Linked DNA regions of Homo sapiens: region 2 is linked to region 1. Evidence: chromatin loops called from intact Hi-C (ENCODE). Cell type or tissue: GM12878. All regions are shown on one strand. Each heading gives the region's core, and the rest is flanking DNA. Links, peaks and the distances in the headings are about the cores only.

Region 1 (6,714 bases), core at 640-5,639:
AGAATGGGGAAGGTGCCACACACTTTTAAACAACCAGATCTCATAAGAACTCTATCATGAGAATAGCACCAAAGGGAGGGTTCTAAACTATTCATGAGAACTCCACCCCCATGATCCTGTCACCTCCCACTAGGCCTCTCCTCCAACGCTGGAGGTTACAATTTGACATGAGATTTGGGAGGGACACAGATCCAAACCATAACAGATATATACCCAGAAGTGGAATGGCTGGATCATATGGTAATTCTATTTTTAATTATTTTTTTGAGATGGAGTTTTGCTCTTGTCACCCAGGCTGGAGTGCAATGGCTCAATCTTGGCTCACTGCAACCTCTGCCTCCCTGGTTCAAGCGAGTCTCCTGTCTCAGCCTCCCAAGTAGCTGGGATTACAGGGGCCCACCACCATGCCCAGTTAATTTTTGTATTTTTAGTTGAGATGGGGTTTCATCATGTTGGCCAAGCTTGTCTTGAACTTGTGACCTCAGGTGATCCACTTGCCTTAGCCTTCCAAAGTGCTGGGATTACAGGGATGAGCCACTGTGCCTGGCCTTATTTTTAATTTTTGAGAAATTATCTTAATGTTTTCCACAGTGGCAGCACCATTTTTACATTAGTACCAACAGTACACAAAGGTTCCATTTCCTCTACATCCTTTCCAACACTTGTTTTATTTATTTATTTATTTATTTATTTTTGATAGTAACCTTCCTAATGAATGTGCTAGAAGTGGTTTTGAGTCAAGAGAAACTCTGCCTAAAATATCAGATAGGTTTTTTTGTGTTTTGGACCTCTCTGCCTCAAGGGTTAAATATAATACAAGAGAGGCATTTATTATCCTTTGCTATTTTAATAAAAACATCAATGTTCATAGAGAAAGCACAGTTGATTAGAAAAAATAAGCTCAGATCTTTGTCCAAGTCAGCAATGCTTACTTGAAACCAGGAGGTTCCACCACAAAACCACAACCTATGAACTACCTTCCTCCTAAAGGCACCTTCCCTTAGGTGCAGTCACAGTATCTAAGAGGAACTAAGAAGGTGTTAGGGTGTTAACCTTAGAGATCTGACTTTATAAAGTATTAGCAATTGTCAAACTCCCCAACTACACTAAGAGTTTCTGGAGGACAGGGGTTGTTCCTGTAAATCTCTCCTGGCATTGTGCAGGGTTCAGAGAAACACATTCAATAAATACATGTTTGGTGCCTGCTATGTACAAGTCACTCATCCTGGGAGTCACTGGGGATATGGCAGTGAACAAAATAAACAAAAATCTCTGTTCTTAAGGACCTTAGAGTATAGTGGTAGAGACCTATTATAAATACAAGGTGTATATGAAATAGCTGATGAATACTATGAAAAAAAGCAGAAAAGAAGAGTAGTAAGTGGCAGGAGAGGGATGGTTGCAATTTCAAAAAGATTTAAGGAAGGCTCACTGAGTTGTGGCATTTGGCCAAAGACCCAAAGGAAGCAAGGGAGTGAGGCACACTGATGGCTTCTAGGGCAAAAGTGTTCTTGGTTGAGAGAACAGCAGTGCCAAAATCCTGAGGTGGGAGTGTGTCTGATGCATTGGAGAACAGAAAGAAGACAAGTGTGTTCAGTATAGAGTGGATGGGAGGGAGGAGAAAAGGTCAGGTACCTAACAGGGAGTCAGACTGCACAGGGTCTTTCAGCCATTGAAAGACCTTTGGTTTGGGAAGCCTTTAGGGAGGGGAGAGGGTAGAACAAAAGAAAGGCAGGATCTGGCCTACATTTATATGGGTCACTCTGGCCACTGTGTTGAGCATAGAGTTTGGGGGCAAAGTTCTGAAGGAAATCCTAAAAAGATATTTATTTGTTAATGGGAGTGGAGTTCATGATGTTTGGAGTTGAGAGTTGTATGAAGGGTGGGCAGGGTTGACAGCCTGCACAATATGGACTACACAGATTCCAAAGATGCCATGCCCATGGGCAAGCTGTTCATGGGTAACTCTGGTAATAAGGCCATGCTCTAGAAAGAGTACAACATGATGTCTGGTATGGGCTTGGGACCTGTGGGGCGGTACCTGCTGTCTGCTTTGGGGTTGAGGCAGTCAGTCCCTCAGAGGTCCTGTGCTACAGTTCGGATATTTGGCCCTCCAAGCTGCAGGTTGAAATCTGATCCCCAGTGTTGGAAGTGGGGCCTAATGAGACATGTTTGGGTCATGGAGGTGGATCCCTTACGAATGGTTTGGTGCTGTCCTCTCCGTAATGAGTGAGTTCCCTTCTCACTCTAGTAGTTCTCTGGAGAGCTGATTATTAAAAAGAGTCTGGCACCTCCTCTTCTCTCTCTCTTGCTTCCTCTTACCATGTATTCTGCCTGTGCCAGCTCCCTTTCCCTTTCTGCCATGAGTAGAGGCAGCTTGAGGCCCTCACCAGGTGCAGACGCTGGCTCCATGCTTCTTGTACAGTTTACAGAATTGTGAGCCAAGTAAACCGGTTTTCTTTATAAATTATCCAGCCTCAGGTATTCCTCTATAGCAAAACAAATGGACTAAGACCCCCCTGTGATTGGAGCAACTTGTTGAGGCTAGCTAGTAAAGGGGACAACTGCCCACGGAGGAGTTCTTTCTTCCTGAGTGAATGGGTCAGACTCGTTTTTAAAAAATTTCTGTGGTGCTCATGTCTGAGGGAATTTGAGCAAAATGTCATGGGCAGCAGACCACAGCTGGGTGGTTCCCACTAGAGAAATTCTACTTTATTCCTTCATTAGTACTAATGAAACTCACTCTGTGAAAGGAAATCACATGACGAGACCACAGCTGTTTCACCGAAAGTGCCACTAACTTGAGCTGTAAAGCTGTTCATAACCTTTAACCTGGAGCTGAGGCTTCAATAAAATAAGCCCCAAATAAACAACCAAAGAAGTAATTGCACAGACATGTTTCAAATTTAACACTGAGAATTTATAACCTAAAATGATCCAAGTGTTCAAGAAGAAAGTAATAGCTAAACAAATCACAAAAAAATATATATATAAAATAAGAAGATGGAATGCCACAGAGACATTAGAAATAAAATCTCTGGGGGTTCTTTTGGTGAAATGAAAAGTACCTAAGAGGGCCGGGCACGGTGACTCACGCCTGTAATCCCAGCACTTTGGGAGGCCGAGGCGAGTGGATCATGAGGTCAAGAGATCGAGACCATCCTGGCCAACACGGTGAAACCCGTCTCTACTAAAAATACAAAAATTAGCTGGACGTGGTGGCACATGCCTGTAGTCCCAGCTACTCAGGAGGCTGAGGCAGGAGAATCGCTTGAACTGGGAGGTGTAGGTTGCAGTGAGCGGAGATCACGCCACTGCACTCCACCCTGGTAACAGAGCCAGACTTCATCTCAAAAAAAAAAAAAAAAAAGTACATGAGATTATTTAGGTGAATAATGTAAAACAAAAAATTGAATGTTTGTATAATTATACCTATTATCTCAAATATGTGTACTCACTGGCAGATGGATTTAGAGAAATAGAGTTTATAAATGAATTTGGAGAAATAAAAATTGAGCTTAAACTCACGGGTTGTTTTATGTAAAGTGATTAGATTGTAAACATAAATATAAAAAATAAAGTCTTCAGAGGAGATGGGGGAGGTAGGCAGCTTCAGTGCAGAATAAGGCTGCTGACTCTCCGTCCTTATACACTACTTAGACTGTTAGTACTCTTCAGTAAAGTGTATTTATCTTTATTACTTTTCAAATAGAACAAGTTTACCTTTTATTATGAAAATAATGTATTATTATTATTTTAATTCAAAGAGTACAGGAACACTTAAAAGAGAAAGTACAACTAACCATGAATCTTACCATCTATGGTGATTCATATTTTAAATATCAGAAAAAAGGCACCTATGCCTCATCTTCCTCATTAATATGGCCTATTCACTATGTGCTGAGAAGACTAAGGAAGAAGCAGATAAGGCGAGAGCCCTTGATTATTAGCCTTGAAAGCCCACCAGAATAGGAGGGAATATTCCCAGGTTGCTGTGTACTTGGTCACTGATGACTCATCTCTGTCCCAAAGGCCATGTGCAGCTCTGTCAGCTCTATGAACAGCCCTACCACTGGATTTCAGAATGAAAGATTAGAAAGCCACCTTTGTGTGCCTTCTTTGTAAGCAAACTTATATATTTACATTGTGGAAAAGTGGTGCCAAGTTTAATGAGTTAAATTCCTCTGTTTAGTAAAGATAGTGACATATAAGAATATACTTTTTTTCCTCCAAGGGGCTCAATGAATGTGTAAAGTAAGTTTTTTGGGGGGCAGGGGATAATATTTAAAATATAGACCATCACAGCTGGTAGAATTTTACTTTCTCCTTTAAATATTACTGTACTGTTTGATTTTTTAAAAATGAGTGCATTATTTTTACAATGAAAGGTAAATTTGTCCTGTTTGAAAAAAATGCACCGAGTCAATATTTTTATTTTTCCTAAATTGACCCTTATAAATATTAATAGATCAGATCACATAAAATTAAAAATCTCTGTGACAACCTTCCCCAACCCAATAAACAATGTTTAAAGATTGATGACAAACTGGGACTATCAATTATTATTTAAAATACATAAAATAATTTATAAATCACAAAGAATATAATGAAAAAAGGTCCAGAGATATTAATAGACACAAAAATTTGAATTGGCCATAGACATGAAAAAAAGCAAAACTTATTTGTGGTTACATAAATGCAAATTAAAAGCAATTAGCTACTAGTTTTTATCTTTTAGAGTGGGAAATATTAATTACTCTTAGTCATTGTTGGCTATAAAGACTATAGGCGTTCTCATACATGTTTGTGAGAATTTCAATTGGTGCAACTTATTTAAAGGAAATATCTATTTAAGTTTTAAATGGGAATATCCTTTGACCCTCATATTGTACTTCTAAGGTATTTCCAACAATGTAACTGTAAAATTTTACACAGGTTTTATGATTAGATGGCTTATGGTAGAATTGCTTTGTTACATGGCCATTGAACATGGCATTGGGAGTTAGAAAATTGAATGCCTCTGGGGTCCAGATTTAAGGAAGACTAGAAAGTGGTGGGGCATTATGAGAACTTGAAGCCCACAGGCTGTGCTATCTCAGCTCAGTGTATTGCCCTACACCCTTCAGTTTTCAAGATAAGGCCTTTTACATAATCTTTCCACATTTAAAAATGTGGGCCCTTTAGTCTAAACTTTTAAAATACCATCTAGACCACCACAGTATCTAGATTTTGGCCAACTTTTTCAATCCTTGGTGTATATCTATCTTCTCATATATTTTTACTTCTAAAATGTGTGCAAAAATGGGCACAGAAGGGTGAAAATAACATATATATATAATGTTTAAAAAATAATAAAAGAAATTCCAGTCATGTTACTACTACTCACCTTGACAAATAGAACATTAACCAAACTTTTGTGTCTTACTACAATTATATTTGATTTGTTTCTCTTAAGAGGTAATCACTCCCTTTAATTTTGCTTTTATGTCTTGTTTTTCTTTATATTGTTAGCAATGATATCTCTACATTGGATTTTGCTTAGTTTTTACTGGTATTAAACTTGTAAAAAGAAATCAGGCTGTAATGTATTCTGAGACTTTTTGAGATTCATCCATGTTTTTGTCTAAATAGTTTATACTTTTAGATTTAGTATAATGTGCTAAAGTTTAATATGCATGCCATATTAAATTATTTTAGAGCATTAAGAAAAAGGGTGTTTGTGGGGGCGCTGTCAGCCCAGCTGGTTTTCTGTCCCCTATACTGCTTTTGCCATGGTAGGGTCACTGGGCTAAGGTGAGGGCACAGGCCCTGTGCTGCGAGCCCTTCAGAAGCATGTTGGTGATTGGTCCTGGGATGAGTGGCATCCTTTCTGATGATCGGGCTATGAGGTACTGCTACTGTCTCTTCAGAGACCCCCATAATGCTGCTTGCCTGCCACCAAGGCCACCCATCCCTCCTTAACCCCAAACTCTGGGTTCTCTTCCCTGCAGCAGGGACACTGGGGCTTCCCTCCTGTTCCACTTAACTCCTTCATGTTTGGCCACAGCAGGAGATGTGACAATAGCGCAGGGAATTTCACTTCTAAATTCCTATCACGTCAAATCTAAATCCAAAAACGAGTACCCCAACCCAGACTGATTGAGTGGTCAGTCTCCATCTGCAGGAACATGTGGGTGCCTCATTGGAGGGGACTCAGAAGGCAGGCCCTCCTCCTGGGCTGTCTTTTTTCCCTCCACCCCTCAGATACCCCTTATCCCAGAGTATCAGTACCTCTGGCCCTGTCCAGGGGTGTCAAATAGGGCACACTTGACTCCGCTGGATGGAGCCAGAGGGACTGAGCAAGTGAAGGGTATCATCATCCACTGGCTAGAAAAATCATGTACAAAGATAAAACAGCAATGACTTGCAGACCAGGTCTGCACTGTCCATCCCGGATCACCAAGCTTCGTCCTGGATGCTTTCCTGTCTTTCCAAGCCCTGACGTCTAATCTATCTCCAAGTCATGTTTGTTCTTCCTTCAATATTGGCTTGGAACTATTCCCTTCCCTCTTCCTTGCCTCCATCATCTCATTCAGATACCATCTCAGGCTGAGAATACCTTTGTTTCTTCCACATATAACCATGGGGCCACGACTGCACAGTGGGGACACCTGAAACACAGAGGTGAGCAAACCCGGCAGGCCTTCTCCCTCTCAGTGCTGGATTTTACTGCAG
Region 2 (6,714 bases), core at 802-5,801, 72 kb before region 1:
AAGAAGCAGAGGTAACCGGGCAAATAGAACAGTCAAGATGAGTCCAGAATGATAAGCCACACCTGCTGTGGTGACAGAAGAATGGGGAAATAAAAAGATCAGCCTGTTGGGTGGGACGCACATATTTTTCAATGAGTCAATAAAATGCTTTTCTTGGAGTGCAGGCTAGATATTATCTAGTTAGTAACTTACTTTTTAAACTTAAGCTGAGCTTCTTAACTCCACCTCTTCATACCTTTTGCTTTATTTATTCACTAGAATTTCCACACTTATATATGATCAGGAATGTGCTATTTACTATTAGAGTCTCTGGTCTCAAAGAATTTGCAATCACATATTAAACCAACCAGAACAAGGAGATTTATATACAAGTCAAGTGCTGCAATATTGTAGGGGAAGGAATTAGTAATAATCCTTAAAGACAGAGAGATATCAAGTAAGGAATACAAAAGAAAGTTAGAATAGCTGCCTTCCAAAAACCCTTCTAGTTCTTAACAGTATATAATTTTGCTTGTTTCTGTCTTTCCTTTTCAAGTCCCATTACCTCGTTTATTTATTAAGCAAACATTTAATATACGGCTTGCCATGTTTCAGGCATTACATATGCCTATTCATTTTATGTTCATAATAACCCTTTGTGGTAGGTGCTGTTACCTTCATTTTATCTGTGAGTAAATGACAGCACAGAGAAGTTAAGTTACTCTTAACAGCTGGTAAGTGGCTGAGCTGAGATTTGAACCAGAGACTATCTCCAGAGTCTGTGGTCTTAACCGTTTTATCATGTTGCATGGTTTTGAATCGAAATATATATTTGTTTACAGAAAAAGGTAAAATTTGAATGATGAACAAACACCTAATTCTTATTAATTTCCTCTTGGATAGAAAAAGAGTTCATTTTCTCTCTTTTTAAAAAAACAAGAGCCAATTTATTCTGAGTAGTTTTGGAACCTATATCATTTTAATTTTTCACTGTTCAGGAAATGAAAACACAGGATGAGATGAGGGAATGATTTAGGTGTCCTTTAGGATTTTTTCCAAAGTGCAAACTATACTTTTGTGGAGCCAAAAGGGGCCATTCTTGTGTACACTTGGGCTAAAGTGACTCTTAGATCCACTGTTCTCTAGGATATTCCAGTCTTTCCCTCACCAAACAACTACTGATGGGATGACATTTATGCATTCATACTATGCTAGTTGAGAGATGGGTATACGTGGGAATGTAGGCTTGGTACCTGCTATTAATGAGCTTATAATTTAATTGGGGAGACAACACACACACACACACACACACACACACACACACACACACACATACTTAATTAACCTTCACAATCACAATATAATTCAAGAACCGAAAGCTCCAGTGGGCAAACATTATGGCTGGGCTGTTTGGCTAGAAGAGTAGAAGGCATATTGAACATATACAGTTCTGCAGATTCTCTTGGCTGATCTGTCTCTAGAACCTTAACCTCTTCCACCCATTTGCTCTGCCTTAGCTGCTGCTGCTGCGCCTCATGACACAACCTCATGACAGGTCCATGAGTGTCTAGCACCTGAGACAGACCAGTTTCTTGCCTGGAGTCTCCGGCTTCTTCCACCACTTTGAGATTTGTATATTGTATCACACAGGCTACGCATGAGCTGTGGCTTCCGAAGCAGCTTCCCAAAGAGTCCAGAGAATACAATCTAGAAGTGTGGGAAAGTTGACTTTTGACAGAGAAAAACAGGAGCTAGAAAAATTTGGGCAGATAAGTATTGTCATCCCTTGGTATCCATGGGGGATTTGTTCCTGGACCTCCCTTGGATACCAAAATCCATGAATGCTCAATGCCCCAGTATAAAATGGCATAATATTAGCATATAACCTGTACACATCTTCCCACATACTTTAAATCTCTCTGGTTGCTTACAGTACTTAATATGATATAAATGCTAAGTAAATAGTTGTCATACTGTGTTGTTTAGAGAATAATGACAAGAAAAAGTGTACATGTTCAGTACAGATGCAATTAAAAAATATTTTTGAGTGGGTGCAGCGCACCAGCATGGCACATGTATACATATGTAACTAACCTGCACAATGTGCACATGTACCCTAAAACTTAAAGTGTAATAAAACAAAAAAAAAAGAAAAAGAAAAAAAGAAAAAAAAATATTTTTGATCTACAGTTGGTTGAATTCACAGATGAAGAACTCAAGGATATGGAGGACCAACCACACTCTTTCCCTTCCTTCCTCTAATAGACTAATGTGAGACACAGCTTCTCTGATCAGTCTGTCTAGAGACATGCTGGGTAGCTGAGCAGGTGACCTCCAAGGGAGTGGCTGAGACTCTTCCAGCTCATTGTGAAGAAGAGGCCATTGTTATGCATTATCTCACATTGCTTGATGTCTTTCTCTGTCTCATTGTCCTTCTCCTCCACTCTTGTTGTCCCAGGATTGTACTTCCCCAAATAAAGGAATACCCTGTAATCTTTGCTCCAGTTTCCGTTTTCTAGAGGTCTTGGAATAAGGAGGAAGAAAGGACAGTCTATGCAGAGTGTAGAATATAGAAAGGAATGATCTGGGCTGAAAACATTTATGTTGGAGGTAGCCAGCGTCAAGTTTTGGAGGGCCATACTGAGGGCCATGTAGATTCTTTGAAGGCCTTTGAGCAGAGGAGTGACATGATGGAAAGTGGGATTTAGGAAGGTAGATCAGGTGGGAATAGAAAATTGGAGTGCTATGAAGTTGGGAGAACTGCAGGCAGAAAGACTAGTAGGATGAGTATAGGGCCAAGCTAGAGAAATGAAATGGCAGATGGAGAATCTTAACATGGCTTTAACTACCTTGGTGAACTAGGAATCAAGGTAATTCACTAGAGGTGAGTAAGAGGAAGATAAAGTTGAGGGGTGGATGGGGAGGAGAACTTCAGTGTACTCTCCTGAGGTCAGGTGGCATCATATTGTTTCTTGCTGGGCCTGGCTGTGTCTAGGTCTTCTGCTCTCCATCAGTACGAAATCTAGGGCAACTGCAGAATTTCTCGTTTCATGATTAGTTTGTGTATTATATGCAAATTGCCAAAAGACTGATCAGATATTTACATGGTCTATTCAATTTGGATTTTGTTAACTAAATGCTGTGAATTTTTTTAATTAATTTTTTTTTTGAGACAGAGTCTCGCTCTGTTGCCCAGGCTGGAGTGCAGTGGCACAACCTCGGTTCACTGCAAACTCCGCCTCTTGGGTTCAAGCAATTCTCTTGCCTCAGCCTCCCAAGTAGCTGGGATTACAAGCATGTGCCACCACGCCTGGCTAATTTTTGTATTTTTAGTAGGAACGAGGTTTCTCACCATGTTGGTCAGGCTGGTCTTGGACTCCTGACCTCAAGTGATCTGCTCACCTCAGCTTCCCAAAGTGCTGGGATTACAGGAGTGAGCCACAGCAAATTAAAATTAAAATTAATTTGTTAATTTTTGTTAATTAAAACTACTATCACAGAAACTGTTATTTACAGCACTTTTAATGAACAAACAGATAAGCCCTGTGGTTACATAGCAATTGACTTTTCTTCTGGCTGTGAAGCCAGAGTAACCACAGAAGAGTCATTTAGTCATGACTTTTGTCTAGATTTTGCTGTTCATGAGAAGGCAGAAGTGGGCTGAACAAGCCATATATTCATTCTGGACTTGAAATGCAGAAGTGTGTGCTCAGTTAGTTTAATTAAAAAATTTCTCAGTTAACATTTAAAAATATTTTTGAATATTTTAAAAATTTTAAGTACTTTATACACTGGCCAGTTATTGAATGCTTGAATGTTTGTTGAAGTTCCCTGTGTTCAAGACTGTTTGCTTCCCTAGAGGAGAAAATAATTAATGTTCTAAAACACAGCATGAACATATTTTATATGTTGAGATAGATAGGCAGCAATAAACTATAAACTAGATGAGATAGTATATCTACACAGCCTCTGAGTTGAGAAAAATTAAAGAATCCTTAAGTTAAACACACACACATGTGCACGCACACACACACACACACATACCCAGAAACACAGAAATGGGTCCCATAAGGAAAAAGGTAATTTATTGTACATGATGCTGTAGTTTCTAGAGACTTAGAGTGTTGTCTGGCTAGCGACTAAAGTAAGAGTCTGGTTTTGACTCCTAGTTGAGCACAGGTGCCAAGGTGGGTCATTTTTCAAAGGGTGGTGTTCTCATAGTGGTACCCTTTTTGTCTCTAGTGTTGAAGTGGTGATGTTGATGCTTCTGAGGAGATAGTATTTTCTCCCAGCCCCGACAACTGCGCTTGCAGAGATCAAGCCTGACCCAGAGATAGTGTCTCACAGCTTTTTGGCTGTATTCATTGGTAAAGAGTCAGTTGCTTGTCATCAGTAATAACAAGTTTCAGTTTCATCACAGGAAAATGTGAGCCAGGAAGGGCATTTAGAAATCAACCAAAGTTGGCTGGGTGTGGTCGCTCATGCCTGTAATCCCAGTGCTTTGGGAGGCCAAGGTGGGATGATTGCCTGAGCTTAGGAGTTTGAGACCATACTGGGTAACATAGTGAGACTGACTACAAAAAAAAAAAAAAAAAAAAAAGGTGAGAGAGAGAAATCAACCAAAGGCCTGTGGGAGACTGACCATTGTCATAGGTGGAAGGCTAAACAGGGTTGTGGGAGTTTCAGAAATGGGGGAGCATTGTAGTTTGAAGTGATGGAGGAGGGCCAAACAGAAAAATAAAAAATCACCTCAGCAGGGAAGCGTGAAGTACAATAAACATATGGATGAAAACAGAACAAGACATGAAAACTTATTTAGTTTTTAAATTTCTGCACACAGGAGAAAGTACGTGCTATGAGTTGGCTCCTTTCACCATACCAAGATGCCTATGCTAGAAGCTTTGAGTGCTGCTTAAAATATTGCTACAAGGTCATGCAGCCTCTGAAGGAGCTTCTTAAGCTGGCCCTAAGTATTATGTTACTATCTTTCTATGCTTTCTTTTTTCCCTGGAGAATAGGTTTAGTTTATGATCCCAACTCCTACTTCTCTGTAGATAATGCTTGCCTCTATTTCTCCAGCCCCCAATTTTCACCTGCGTTCAAACACTATTTTTAGCTGCCTTCTTAGATGCCTTCATTATTATGAACTCATTCAGAAATCATTGTGTCCAAGCCTGAATTTATCTTCCTTTAAAACCTCCCTAAGTTTCTCCCAGTTTTATCTGTGTAATACTGAAATAGTTTAAGTCCCTAAAAACATTCATTACCTCATCCTATACAATTTCCTTGAAATAGTTCTTTACTTACTTTGTTTTATCTTCCTTCCCCTTTTTACTGTCACCTTTAAAACCTCACATTCTCAAGTAATAACCTCTTACCTTATCTTCCTACTGCTAGATAGAGACTCTCCAAACATTATTTCTACTATGAAACCATTTATTGCTTTCCATAGCCTAAAGGGGAGACCATGGATCCTGAGTGGCCTACAGAGAGGTAGGCTCGATAAGAAGGAGATGGAGCGTGTTATAAAGGCGTCTGTCACCACACACATATGGATTTCTCAAGTTTCATATTGAGCTGGCTCAGTGCTCCATCAAAGTTGGAGGCAATGATTGAAGTCAGAGACCTGGTGCAAATTTAGAGACTTGGTGCAACCCAGTCAGAGACCTGGGTTAAGCAGCCTGGTACAAATTTCGGATAAATACGTGGTCTCTGTTGTACTTATCACACATGAAATGGGAAGGTGAGGAGTAAAAATGGGATTATGCCACTGCAGGGTGGATTTGAATTAGACAAAGGAGAGACAGCTGAAGAGATACAGGGCTGTGAGAACATGTATAAGTTAGTTTTTCCATTCCTTAAACCCACACTAAGGCCTTTCCTGACAGGCATTTCTCCCTTCCTTGATTTATTTTTCTCCATACCAGTTATTCCTACCTGACACATTCTATATTTTTCTTTTGTTTTGTCTCCCCCCAAGTAGAATGAAAGCTCCATCAAGGCAGGAATTTTGTCTGTTTTGTTCACTGCTGTCTCCCCAGTTCCCAGAACCATAACTGGCACAAGGCATATGCTCAATATTTATGTAAATATTTATAAATATTTGTTGAACAAATGAATGGATACACTCTCTAGCATGACATCTTATTTATTTATTGGTAAGTCTGATCACTTCTACCCTCAAACATGTTAAATTTATTTCTTTTCTAAAGAATTCCTTGTAGAATTTTCTACTTTCTCCTCAGCTATCCAAATTCCATCCTATTTTGGGTTCTGGTCAGGCTGCATTATTACTGGGAAGCTTTACCTGATGGAAAGCGGGAAACCTGAAAACATCCCAGGGCACAGTAATCACAAGTCTCTCAGCATCCTGGAGACTCTTGCTTTTTGTATCATTTGTCTTTGGAATTATCACATCCTCAGAGGCTGGTGTGCATTGCTTTTCACTGCCTTCTTCTGATGCTAATCACACCTTTTCTGAACTTGATCTTCTCTTACTTTCAGTGTTATACTCCCACAGGTGTTGGCTTTAGGCATGTGCATTTTTGCTCATTCATGCATTATTTAATTATTTAATACACACTCCTCTAAACACTGTGGGAGACAGAAATAAATTAGGCCCAATACAAGCCCTTAAGGAAATCATAGTCTAGTTTGATCCAGAGTATTAACTAATTAAGTTTTAAACTCCTTGAAGGTGGAGGCATTTAAAAATATATTTGTGTGTGTGTGTGT

What was found. Hi-C counts contacts between places; a loop is a spot of excess contacts. Peaks named below come from ENCODE experiments on the same cell type or tissue, not always from the same donor. Only the 100,000 strongest peaks of a DNase experiment are listed, where the experiment ranks them.
Region 2: a loop joins it to region 1, with 3 times the contacts of the local background. A loop is called at or near these places in 4 of 110 quality-filtered maps.

What each region holds. Positions count from the first base shown.
Region 1 is chr3:102,056,999-102,063,712 of GRCh38, forward strand. No RefSeq gene overlaps it. Among named protein-coding and RNA genes, the nearest start is that of RDUR, 120 kb to the left of the region's middle. In GM12878, for the core only: no CTCF peak of the experiment used is centred there; DNase peaks (open chromatin) are centred at 993, 2,241, 2,673 and 3,943; H3K27ac peaks cover 2,864 bases.
Region 2 is chr3:101,984,476-101,991,189 of GRCh38, forward strand. The region is part of intron 2 of RDUR (RIG-I dependent antiviral response regulator RNA); the gene reads left to right. Among named protein-coding and RNA genes, the nearest start is that of RDUR, 47 kb to the left of the region's middle. RefSeq lists an enhancer at 3,435-3,484. In GM12878, for the core only: no CTCF peak of the experiment used is centred there; DNase peaks (open chromatin) are centred at 3,576 and 4,332; H3K27ac peaks cover 2,247 bases.